Linked DNA regions of Homo sapiens: regions 1, 2 and 4 are each linked to region 3. The links are chromatin contacts, found by Hi-C or POLR2A ChIA-PET in ENCODE. All regions are on one chromosome and are shown on one strand. Each heading gives the region's core, a stretch centred on a gene start or an enhancer-like site at or near the end of the contact. The rest is flanking DNA. Distances are from core to core; before and after follow the strand shown.

Evidence for each region. Hi-C counts contacts between places; a loop is a spot of excess contacts on that map. ChIA-PET counts read pairs that join two places held with the same protein, here RNA polymerase II (POLR2A). Pooled maps may share reads with other maps.
Region 1: a map of dorsolateral prefrontal cortex shows a loop between it and region 3 (2.1-fold over the local background). The contact joins two enhancer-like sites. A Hi-C loop is called at or near these places in 7 of 168 maps with a recorded cell type or tissue (A673, GM12878, K562 and 4 more), 13 of 37 single-sample maps with no recorded cell type and 14 of 50 pooled maps.
Region 2: a loop to region 3 is called in a pooled map, with 2.2 times the contacts of the local background. The contact joins two enhancer-like sites. A Hi-C loop is called at or near these places in 1 of 168 maps with a recorded cell type or tissue (gastrocnemius medialis), 9 of 37 single-sample maps with no recorded cell type and 12 of 50 pooled maps. POLR2A ChIA-PET finds 5 or more read pairs at or near these places in 1 of 52 experiments (activated naive CD8-positive, alpha-beta T cell).
Region 4: a map of psoas muscle shows a loop between it and region 3 (3-fold over the local background). The contact joins two enhancer-like sites. A Hi-C loop is called at or near these places in 1 of 168 maps with a recorded cell type or tissue (psoas muscle) and 2 of 50 pooled maps.

The regions. Positions count from the first base shown.
Region 1 is chr5:68,729,486-68,732,185 of GRCh38, reverse strand. All of the region lies in intron 2 of LOC105379013 (a long non-coding RNA gene), which reads left to right. Among named protein-coding and RNA genes, the nearest start is that of LINC02198, 300 kb to the left of the region's middle. Within about 2 kb of position 1,250, at least 6 of the 41 ENCODE cell types and tissues checked have a DNase peak (open chromatin) inside an H3K27ac peak, as active enhancers do.
Region 2 is chr5:68,710,338-68,713,037 of GRCh38, reverse strand. The region is part of intron 2 of LOC105379013 (a long non-coding RNA gene); the gene reads left to right. Among named protein-coding and RNA genes, the nearest start is that of LINC02198, 320 kb to the left of the region's middle. RefSeq lists an enhancer at 1,185-1,234. Within about 2 kb of position 1,442, at least 8 of the 41 ENCODE cell types and tissues checked have a DNase peak (open chromatin) inside an H3K27ac peak, as active enhancers do; they include gastrocnemius medialis, where a contact is called at or near this core.
Region 3 is chr5:68,448,252-68,450,951 of GRCh38, reverse strand. All of the region lies in intron 3 of LOC105379013 (a long non-coding RNA gene), which reads left to right. Among named protein-coding and RNA genes, the nearest start is that of PIK3R1, 230 kb to the right of the region's middle. Within about 2 kb of position 1,436, at least 7 of the 41 ENCODE cell types and tissues checked have a DNase peak (open chromatin) inside an H3K27ac peak, as active enhancers do; they include gastrocnemius medialis, where a contact is called at or near this core.
Region 4 is chr5:68,797,873-68,800,572 of GRCh38, reverse strand. All of the region lies in intron 2 of LOC105379013 (a long non-coding RNA gene), which reads left to right. Among named protein-coding and RNA genes, the nearest start is that of LINC02198, 230 kb to the left of the region's middle. Within about 2 kb of position 1,417, at least 2 of the 41 ENCODE cell types and tissues checked have a DNase peak (open chromatin) inside an H3K27ac peak, as active enhancers do.

The DNA.
Region 1 (2,700 bases), core at 1-2,500, 280 kb before region 3:
ATGCAAAATGTCACTCAAGTAACTTTTTACCTTGAGCGCGGGGCCAGTGGTCCCAACTCCTTTTTGAATGCAGGGACTGCTCACAGGGCCTTGCCATGGACTGAGTAAAAGAATGAAGACTGCCATCTTGCTTTATGACCCATGGCAGGGGTACACTAGAATTGAACATGATGAAAAATCATTTTAATTGGAATAGGAACAAGGCTAGACTCTTAGGCTGGGCCAAATGATAACTTTACTCATCTCCAATTTAATTATGAGGTTGTTTGCTTGAATGTGGCTACCATTTTAGAGCTACAAAAAGTGACAACATGAAAATACTCACTATTTAAAAATGAGTGAAAAAGTTGCACATAGATGGGTGGAGGAAAGGAACATCATGCCCTTCATTCTAGCCCCTCCCCCAGCACTTATTCCCCACCCAATGAATCTCATTAGTTGGTGTATAAGGGATGAATTGTACTTTAGTCATGGTTGAATGTATCCCATTTCCTTTTGGTATTTTGAGACTTTTTTTTTTTATAATTATGCTTTTGTGATGAGAGAGGTATTGGGATTCTCTGGGGTTTGGGAATATCTTTGCTTTATCCTAAAAGCACCTGTCTATTCCCTCTGTGCAATGGTTTCTAATCCTGCCTAGGATGGAGAGATACAAAATGGGCTTCTAATTTCATGGTTGAAGTGAGAAGAGATAATATCAGCTCAGTTTCCTGCGTAAAAATTATTTCTCATATAAACCTTCTAGAAGTTTGCCTTTGTTGCTGCAACACGGTCAGAAGGATAAGCATGTATATATGTGTACATATAGTTTTCATTCACATGCATTTATAGACTGATCATGAAAAGAAATTCTTTTCTTAACCCAAGATTTAAGAAGTTCTATGTTATCAATATGAGTGCCAGGTGATATCTTTTAAGCATTTTGTAACATGCCCTGAGATACAACCATGGCAAGTATCAGATATATCAGCCCTTTCTAGGGAGCAATATTTTAGGCATCCTTAATGGTGGTTACCTCAAAATGATCATTCCTGCACGGACTCAGCATATTGTTTATGGGCATTTGCTGCAATGTAACATAAAGGGAGCTGAGACAGGAGAGGGTTAAGGAAAATAAATGGGGTCCAGTGTGAACATCTTTCCCCCTTTTCAGCTTTTTAGAAGATAAATGTTTCAGATTTCAATCTGTGGTTCCCAGCAGTTCTTTTGGAACACTGCAGTCGGCCCACAAAAATCGCTACTGCTGAGCCAACCCTAGATAATGCGCCTCAGCAGGGATGACATAATGTGCTAAAAGAAGACTATGATGTAATGCCCATCTCAGAAATCAGAGCCAATTTCCGTTACAAAGCCTTGGAGTCTAGCAGGAGGTAATGAGCTGGCATAAATTGTGCAGCACAGAAAACTTCTAGGTCTGATATTCCTATCTGCATTTTTAAAGGCAAAAAAATTAAAAATGAAACAGAATTCCTAGATCTGCTGGGCAGAGCATCTGCTCACCAAGAGGTCTTGCCCCCTTCCAATTTGGACAGACTGGTACTCCAGGCTCCCTGGATCACCTTGGCCCATGTGGGAAATTGTTGTCTGGGTCTGTAATCTGCACAAAGTGGTGATGTAATTTATAATGTAATTTCAAATTTGTTTCTGCAGATAATGTTTGAGGAGAGGGTGTGGTGTTTGAAGGAGATCGTGCCTTTCCTGAAATATTGGGATAAGTAGGCTGGAAATGCCTAGGAGGAAGCTGGGGGTGAGGAGTGGTGAAGAAAGTCAGAATCACCTTGAAAACTTTATTAGGTGCAACCTGCTCTGGCATGCAGAAGTCTGTGCATGGGGAACCTAAAGGCTCCCAGATAACAAATCTCCTGCAGCCTCCCGTGGATTAATTATGCATTCTGACCTTCTGGGGTGTAGCCTGCCTGGCAACCAGCAACTAGGGTCCAGCTCTTTGTCGTGTTTAACAGAAATGTTGAAAACAGACATAAATTCACCTAAGTAATGATTTAGAGTTCCAGAGAGTAAGGAAAGAAGCACGATCTTTGATTTCAAAAGTGTTCCATCACTACAGTTTTCTATTTTAGTTCATGCTTTCCTTCATTTTATTTTTAATTGCTTGGAGTGTTTGCATGAGGAACACATTTCTATTTTACTTGCCTTCTATGATTTCTCTTATGTTCCTCACTTGGGGCTTGATCCTGTAACATGCGCTGCACAGCAGCAACTCCCTCTGGATGGAACAGTAGTGGTTTTGTGTCACTGCTTGTTGAAGATCAGGCCTTCAGAGCCACAGACCTGGGGGGAACAGGAGTGTGTGTGACAGCATTGGCAGAGAACTGCTGGCTTCACAAACTGCTACTGTGTCTTTAAATAGGGGATAAACATCGGGAGCAGATGACAATTTGCTGGTATAAGAAAACGAGAGAAATAAAACAGAAAACATGACATATAGGCTGAAGAGGAGTTGCTTCTATGACATGCAAACTGAAACGGCATTGCTTTCTAGATCTTTCTATGAAATGCCAGCCAGTCTTTTATTCTTACCTGCTAAAAGGACGGTCACTATCAGAGCCACTGGTGGTCATTTGCAGCCTGATCATGGGTCAAATATTAATACTATTAATGATGATGATAATTTTTAGCTAGTGTTTTTTAGTGTATAGCAGGTGTTATCCTAAGGTCTTTGTATTGTCTTATTTAATTTTT
Region 2 (2,700 bases), core at 193-2,692, 260 kb before region 3:
TCCAGTATCCCAGAATGTGACTGTATTTGGAGATGGGGTCTTTAAAGAGGGAAGTAAGATTAAATAAGGTCACGTGGGTGGGCTCTAATTCAATGTGACTGTTGTCCTCAAAATAAAAGGAAATTAAGACAGACACATATAGACGGAAGACCATGTGAAGACACAGGGAGAAGAAAACCATCTACAAGCCAAGGAAGGAGGCCTCAGAAATAAGCTACACTGCCGAACTTCTAAGCCTCCAGAAGTGAGAAAGTAAATTTTTGTTGTTTAAGCCGCCAAGTAGGTGGTACTTTATTAATGGCAGTCCTAGCAAACTAATGCAGACACCAAGGGAGTCCCAAGGAATTGGAAACTTCTAACTTGGGGCCAGGGTCATTCTATTTAGATCCGGCTACTCTTTTTCTCAAAGGAAAAAGAATGAAGAGGAAACTGGGTGTTTATTTTCTGAACCAGTTACTTTCATTTTTTGCTGAGCCACACCCAAAATGTGATATTAAATATAGAAGTCTGAGAAAAGAGTACAAACTGAATTTTAATAGAAGTCATTTACATATGTGAAAAATCAGCTTAACTAGCTGGGGGAAAGATAAAGTTGGCCATTAAAATAAAGTTGGAACTGATGGCATTCAAATTTTGAATTGTAAACAACCGTATCAAATGTGATTAATTTCTTGAGGTGACTAGCTAGGAAAATCTGAAATTAAACTTCAACACTTATTAACGGGGATTGGTTTGGTCAAGTTACTCTATCTCTTTTTACCTCTGTTTTCCTGTTTGTAAAAAGGGGATGCTTCATGTGGTTGTTGTAATGATTAAATGAGGTAATAATGGATTATTGTATAAAGGTACAATAAACATTAGCTGTTTTATTATTGATGGTAATGTGAAAACATTAAATTGTTTAGACAGTAGCTTGCTGATAAGGAAGAAATACATGGTTTTTCTTGCAGGCAAACTCTGTGGAAAAACTCACATTCACCTTGCAGTGGTTTATACAACGGGTAACAAATGCCGTGGTTGTGATGTGACCTTCTTTTGTAATTACTGTAATGGCTGATATGGTGGTTCTATATTCTCAAGCATCATAACGACAAATAAGCTTACAATGAAATATCCTCATTGCTTACAAGATTGTTAATTAAGGAGATGGTGATACTTGGGTCAGGGTGGGCTGTGTTTAATTGCAGTGTTCTTTATGTGTTCTTTTGAACTGTGAGTGGTTTTCTCTCCTAGGTACCTGTGTATTGTATGTTACAGGAAGTGGGGTATAGTTAGTGACTTATTTTTAGATCTTATTTAACTCTTAGCTCTGCCCTTGTCTGTTATTGCACTTCTAGACACCATAGCTTCCTTGGTTACCATTGCTTCACTAACTCTCTTTACATTTTGTGGTAAACCAATTGATCTTTGAGGCAGAAAAAAAAAACATGCAAAGCTAATGGCTGAGAAATAGATTTCTTTCAAAAACTTTAAAGAAGAGCAGTGACTCAGACCTCAGTGAGCACAACGTTACCCAGGAGCTCTTAAAATAGGAATGTTCTCTCCTCTTGAAGCTGTGGGGATTAGTGCTGTGGGCTTGGGAGTTCCTGAGATGAGGGCCTCTTGGACTTCCCCAGGGCACAGCGTGGGCCCCTGCACTTTCCTGGAGGAGGGTGGGGCTCCTCAGTCCCCATGGACACCCTTCCTGCCACCTGCCGTAGCTGAGCTCCCAGAAGGGAGAGTAGGACAGATTCTGGGGGAGGAGGAGGGAAGAAAGCAGGGTTCCCAAGCAACAAAGCACCATGAAGCCCATGACTGTGCCGTTCCATGTAAGCCCAGGGAAATTTACTTTAGTAGGGAAAAGCTTCCTCTCCTTAGCTCCAGGGTGGTACACAGTCACTCTTCATAAGCCCATCAAATTTTTTTCTGAGGCAGATCCTCCTGGAATGCTATTTTACTTTCTCCAGAAAATTGTTAGAAGTACTAATGGAGTCTAAAATCATAATTTTTTTTTCTTGCTTTCTCTTTCCAGATTGGAAGGCCTTATAAATAAGAGCTCCTTTGGTAGAAATGTTCATGGAGACTTTTGGGCTAATTCCAAACCAGGGTGAAAGTAAGACACATTCTTTCTGAGAGTGCTGACCAGTGGCATATTCATGTTTGAATGGAAATAAACTGAAACATGTTCACTTCATGGGGAAGAGAAACCTGGAAAGCAGGAATGCTAAAGGGGAACTGGGGTGATGGTGGACAGGTAAGGTGAAGCCAGACTGCAATGAGAGAAGGCAGCATGAAAGGCCAGACCTATTTTGGGACCATACCCTGAGTCACAGAGTAACAGAAAGCAGAGGTGACAGCTGGTCTCTCAGTTTCTCAGTGAGCAAGCATCTGGAATATCACTCTGATTTTGTAAAGCTTGAGTTAGGGGCATAGAATCTTAAGGAATTTGGAGAAGGACAAGGAGAGGGGGTAGTCGAAGGGGAGGGGGACTCAGGGAGTCAGATTAGAGGAAAGATTAAAGGATCTAAATATGGATGGCTAATGGGGCTGGCAAGAGTCTACTAGTTCCTGACACCCTACAAAAAAAGACTTATTTATAATAGGAGGTAGTATAATTAGAAGGTAAGAGATGGGAACTGAAAGACTGGATAGCATAAGAAAATGCTCTGGCCAATTGTGTTAGCTTACACAACAGGACTGCCACTTCTCAGGGGTATCTGG
Region 3 (2,700 bases), core at 187-2,686:
CCATGTTGGCCAGGCTGGTCTTGAACTCCTGACCTCAGGTGATCCACCTGCCTAAGCCTCCCTGGGATTACAGGTGTGAGCCACCATGCCCAGCCATCTTTTCTCCTCTTAATCTGTCCATCATCACTTAATTTGTGAACCCCCTACCACTGGATTCAAGTTGCAAGAAGAAAAATTTACCCCCCAATAGTTTCCTCTCTGCTTACTGTCAGCAGCATTCTCTGTCGTGACTACAAAATTATCTATTCCTGTATGTGTGTGTGCACACACGCATGTGTGTATTTACAGAGACCTGGCAGCCCAGTGGGTTGTGACTGAATGCCTTTAGGAATTTCCTTGGGGAATCAAAGCTTATTAAAGTAGAAACACTTCCCAGAAGATCAGAAATCTATCTTCAAACCAAGCTTGTTCCCCTGCTTATTGCATCATCAGACCAGGCGGCTTAAAATAAATAATCTATTCAAAGCGAACCAATTACAAAACTCACCTTTCAACTCTTAGTTTTGGGAAATGGACTGGAAGGACTCCTTCAATGGTAACTTGACCATGCTGTCTCTCTGATGACATCGTCTTGGAATGCTGATAAACTTCTTTTAGTATACACTTTAGGGAGAAGACAGTTGTCTAAATTAATGACAATCCTTGACAGTTGTGAGCTTTTGTGTCTGGTGGACTGGAATCCTTTCCTAACTCAATCACTTTTTAGTTTTGTAATCTTGAGCAATCCTTTAGCCTTTTTGAGGCTGCCTCAGTTGGCAAGGTGGGAGAAATAACACTTAACTTGAAAGATTTGGGGGGAGCATAGGATGAGATCAATGTATGCACTGGTTCTTTTCTTTCCGTCTTCTCTTTAAAGTTCTTATGAAATTATTTTGGCCACAAAATTATTAATAATACTTTATAGGCAGCAAATGACACAGCTGTTCCCCCATTATAACACACACCATCCTCCAGTTACTTGATATTCTTCACCTATTTTCCTGCTTCCCTTATTCTGGAAAAAAGATCGTACACACTTTATGTGGACAGAAAACAGTTTCTCCTATGAAAACCAAATAAAAAAGAAAAGCAGAACGTAACGTTTATTTTTGGCCAATTACTAAATTTTAAAAACCTTCCCTCTTTGATTTCATGAAGGTTTTCTAGTGTTCCCTTTAGCTTGTGTCTGATATGGAGTCTGGATCCCTTTCTCTGTCTTTTTCTTGCATGTCTAAATCTCATTATAGCTGGCTCTATCACCATGACCTGAGCCACCCTGAGTCTGGACTGACTGCATCAGGCAGTAAACAGGCCAAGATCTTTCTGGTCAGAGCTTGGCAGCACGAATTTAGGAAGATGCCAACATTGTTGCCAAATGGATGGCTCATATTTTCCATCTTTGTCTTTGTGGATGCCAGTCATGTGTTCCCTGTGGTGCCCAAATTGTGCAACAGACACTGGAGGCTCTGCGCCAGCACAAGGGCCTCGGATGGGGTTAGGCCTTCCTGATGGGCATAGGCCTGGATTGAGCCAGTGGATATATGTTCAGCCTGAATAATCAGCTATGGTGGGCTAGACAAAGGCTTGGCTGGGTATATGAAATCAGAAGCGAAGGCTGAGAGCGGCCCTAGGAAAGGAAAGATGGGATGGGTCAGAAGGGGGAACTTGGGTTGGCACTGATTGTTGAGGTGGGTATGGCCACCAGGCTGGGCTCAGAAGGATAGAAGTTGAGGAGTCAGGTAAGGCCACAGCTTGGATATAGCTAAAGACAATAACTAAGATCATTCCAGATGCTTCTCAAGGGAGATGTGGTGCTGATGGAGGCTTCCATTCACTGAAGCATGGCTTAGAGTTTCTCCCAGCAGCTCCGCTATGGGGAAATCAATCTACCTGTTTTCTCTAAGACCTGGTGTGCAGTGGGCCAGGGCAAGGAAAGGGGGATACTGGTTCCATTGGAACAAAAGCTGAGTATTCTTTGGGTCAGGGCCACTGAGTCTGGGTAAGCAGTGCTGTCTCCTGAGCTGGACTCTGAGGGAATCTAGATTTCTATTCATTCTTAGGGCTTGGAGAAAGGTCCCTGCCATGCGATATCTAATCAGAATGTGGATATGAGAAAATTAGTGATTTAGGAAAAGTGTTCTTCAATTTACATCTGTATCCATGTGAGAAGGAAAGAGGAAGAGGAAGAGGAAGAAGAAAAAGTAGAAGAAGGAGAAGGAGGAGGAGGAGGAAGAATCACTGTCCTAGAGTATATCAACAATTGTGAAACCCCTAAATCAATTTATTAGCCCCAGATCTGGAGCTTCTCTTGACCTGTAGTTGGTCCCTCCACCTGGTTTGTGGCTTATAGAACCCTAGGGATGGCATATAGTGGTCAGGGGGAGGAGAGCAGGTGAATGATGGGGAGGCACTACCATGAGATCTTCAGCCCCCTGTTGAAGGGGTACATATCTCTCAGGACGCCCCAACATCTTCCAGAACTCTTTCCAGAACTTATTCTGAAACTCTTCTGAGTCCTCTAAGCATCCCTAGGAAGGACGTTTCTGGTCTAGATAGCAGGTGAGATCCTTCCTTTGCTTTAGAGAAATGAGGTCAGGAAGCTTCTATGACCTCTTTGGTAGTAATGTCCACACAGAGAGTAAAACGAGGTTGTTGGATTGCAGGAGGCAGGGCTTGGATGTCCTGGAAGAGTGCCACATCTTTCCTTAGAGCTGCTTTTTG
Region 4 (2,700 bases), core at 168-2,667, 350 kb before region 3:
CAGCTAGATTTCTCCTGCTAACACCATGTTTACAGATACAATAACCCTGCTAGAGGTAACAAGTTAAAACTTTTACTTTATATTTCCATGGAATGAGTCTTGAGCTTCTTTCCTAAAAATAGGATTTTTTTCTTGAGCAGGAGACCTGAGGCCAGGTTTGGGGAAGAAATATCTGGTGAGGAAAGGAGGTAGTGGAACGAGGAGTCGTGTAGGAAAACATTATTGGCTACACCACCCAGGGATGGCTACCTACCTCCCTCTTCCTGCTATCTTGGTCAGGATCACCTCTCTGAATTTTTTTTTTTTTTAAATATTTTGACTTAATCCTTCAGTATAATTCTACTGACCAACTCACCTCCCTGATAGGTGTGTGATGAGGCGGTATGCTGGGGGAAGGATGAGGAAGAAAGGTCTTTCTAAGCCCAAATGCACATTCTGGAAAAATTAGAGTTGTGCTTACGTATAGACCTGGGTCAGGACACAGTCCAAGGAGCAGAACTGATGGACAAGATGACCTCATAGCATGGGAGACATGATTGGGAATATCCCTTCCCCAGCTACTTTTTAAAAGAAAATTGTGGTAAAATATACATAACATAAAATTTACTATGTAAACCATTTTTAAGTGTACAGTTGAGTGGCATAAAATATATTCACATTATTGTACAACCAACACCCATCTCTGGGAATTTTTTTCATCTTCCCAAACTGAAACCCCATAGGCAATAAACTATATCTCCCCATCCCCTTCCACCCTTACCCCTAATCCCTGGCAACCACCATGCTGCTTTCTGTCTCTAAGAATTGGACTCTCCTAGGTACCTTGTATAAGTGGAATCATGCAGCATGTGTCCTTTCTTGTGACTAGCATATTTCACTGAGTGCTATGTCTTCCAGGCTCACCCATGCTGTAGCTTTCAGTTGCTCTTGGAAACTGCTTTGGAAGCAGCACACTGAGCAGGCTGCCCACTGGCCAGCAGGCCTGAGGCCCCAGGCCTGGGTTCAGGAAGGGGTACCTGGATGGCCATTTCCCTTTCAAGGAGTCTAGTAATGGCATTGTTTGTGTTCCCCGGACAGCAAGGAAAAAACCTGCTGACCATTCTCTTAGCCTATTTCCTTCACCTTCTTAGGGGCCATTAAAACCCCAAGCAGAAGGCTCTTCCCACTGAAAGCCTATGCAATCTTGGCAGTGGGGCTGGGCACTGTTGGTAACCAGAATGACTTTGCTCCTGCTTAGGAATGAGGCCACAATTTGCCATGTTTGCTCCCAATTCATAGTTTGAAATAGCCCTGTCCTGCTTCCAGTGGCTCCTGCCCCACCATACAATGTGTGGCTTCTGCTGGGGGCTGTAGGAGGGCTGCCCCTTTCTGTCCTGTCATGCTGACAGCTGCATGGGGTGTTGGCAGAGCCAGCCAGTGACTGCCAGTCTCCTGGATGGTTGCCTTGTCCACTGCTTGGAAGCCTTGTCATGTCTGATGTGGCAGGGTCCGGTTTCTAGAGGAAATGTTCCTCTGGGATTTGGATGAAATCTGGGCTGTCCTATCCTATCTCCAGAAAAATCTGAGCAAGCAGCAATTGTAATTAATACTTGATGAGTGATGCCCACTGGGGGTTAATTCCTGACATCCCAAAGCTCTGAATGGGTGGAACACATGGTATTGGTTGGGTGTTAGACATGCTTACTAATGAATTCACTTTACTTATTTTGGCCTTGGGGTTAGTCAAGGAGAGAAGCTCAGAAATAAAGTAATGCCCTAACACTGCCTCCCGCAGCTGATTGTCTTTCTTTCTTCTTGTTTCATTTAACATAATATATTTGAGGTTCATCCATGTTGTCACATGAATCAGTAGTTCATTTTTTTATTGTTGAGGGCGAGTCTTGCTCTGTTGCCCAGGCTGGAATGCAGTGGCACAATCTCGGCTCACTACAACCTCTGCCTTCTGGGTCCAAGTGATTCTCCTGCCTCAGTCCCCTGAGTAGTTGGGACTTCCCAAGTACCTGGGACTACAGCTACTGTGCGCCACCATGCTTACGCTAATTTTTGTATTTTTAGTAGAGACAGGGTTTTGCCGTGTTGGCCAGGCTGGTCTTGAACTCCTGACCTCAAGTGATCCACCCACCTCAGCCTCCCAAAGTGCTGGCATTAAAGCGTGAGCCACTGTGCCTGCCCTGTAGTTTATTCTTTTTTATTGCTGAGTAGTAGTCCAATGCATGAATATGCCACAATTTGTGTATTAATTTTCTTATTGATGGACATTGAGTTGTTTCTAATTTGGGCTATTATGAATGAATATTCTTTCACAAATCTTTCTGTGGACGTGTCCCTCCCTGCTTCCCCAACCCAGGGTAAATACCTAGGATTAGAATTTTCTACTACTAATAAAGTTAAGACATGCACTTCATTTTATTGGAAACTACCAAACAGTTCTCCAAACTTGTACTACTCTACCTTCTTATCAGAGTTCCTGTTGCTTTCCATCTTTATCAACATTTTGTGTTTCAAGTATTTTTTTAAATTTTAGGTATTCTGGTGGGGGTTGAAATGGTATTTTACATATGTTAATTTGCATCTGTCTGATGACTAATGATGTTGAGCACCTTTTCATGTGGTTATTGGCCATTCATATATCTTCTTTTATGAAATGTCTGTTCATGTCTTTTGCCAACTTTTTATTAAATTGTACAGAATTTTATTGTT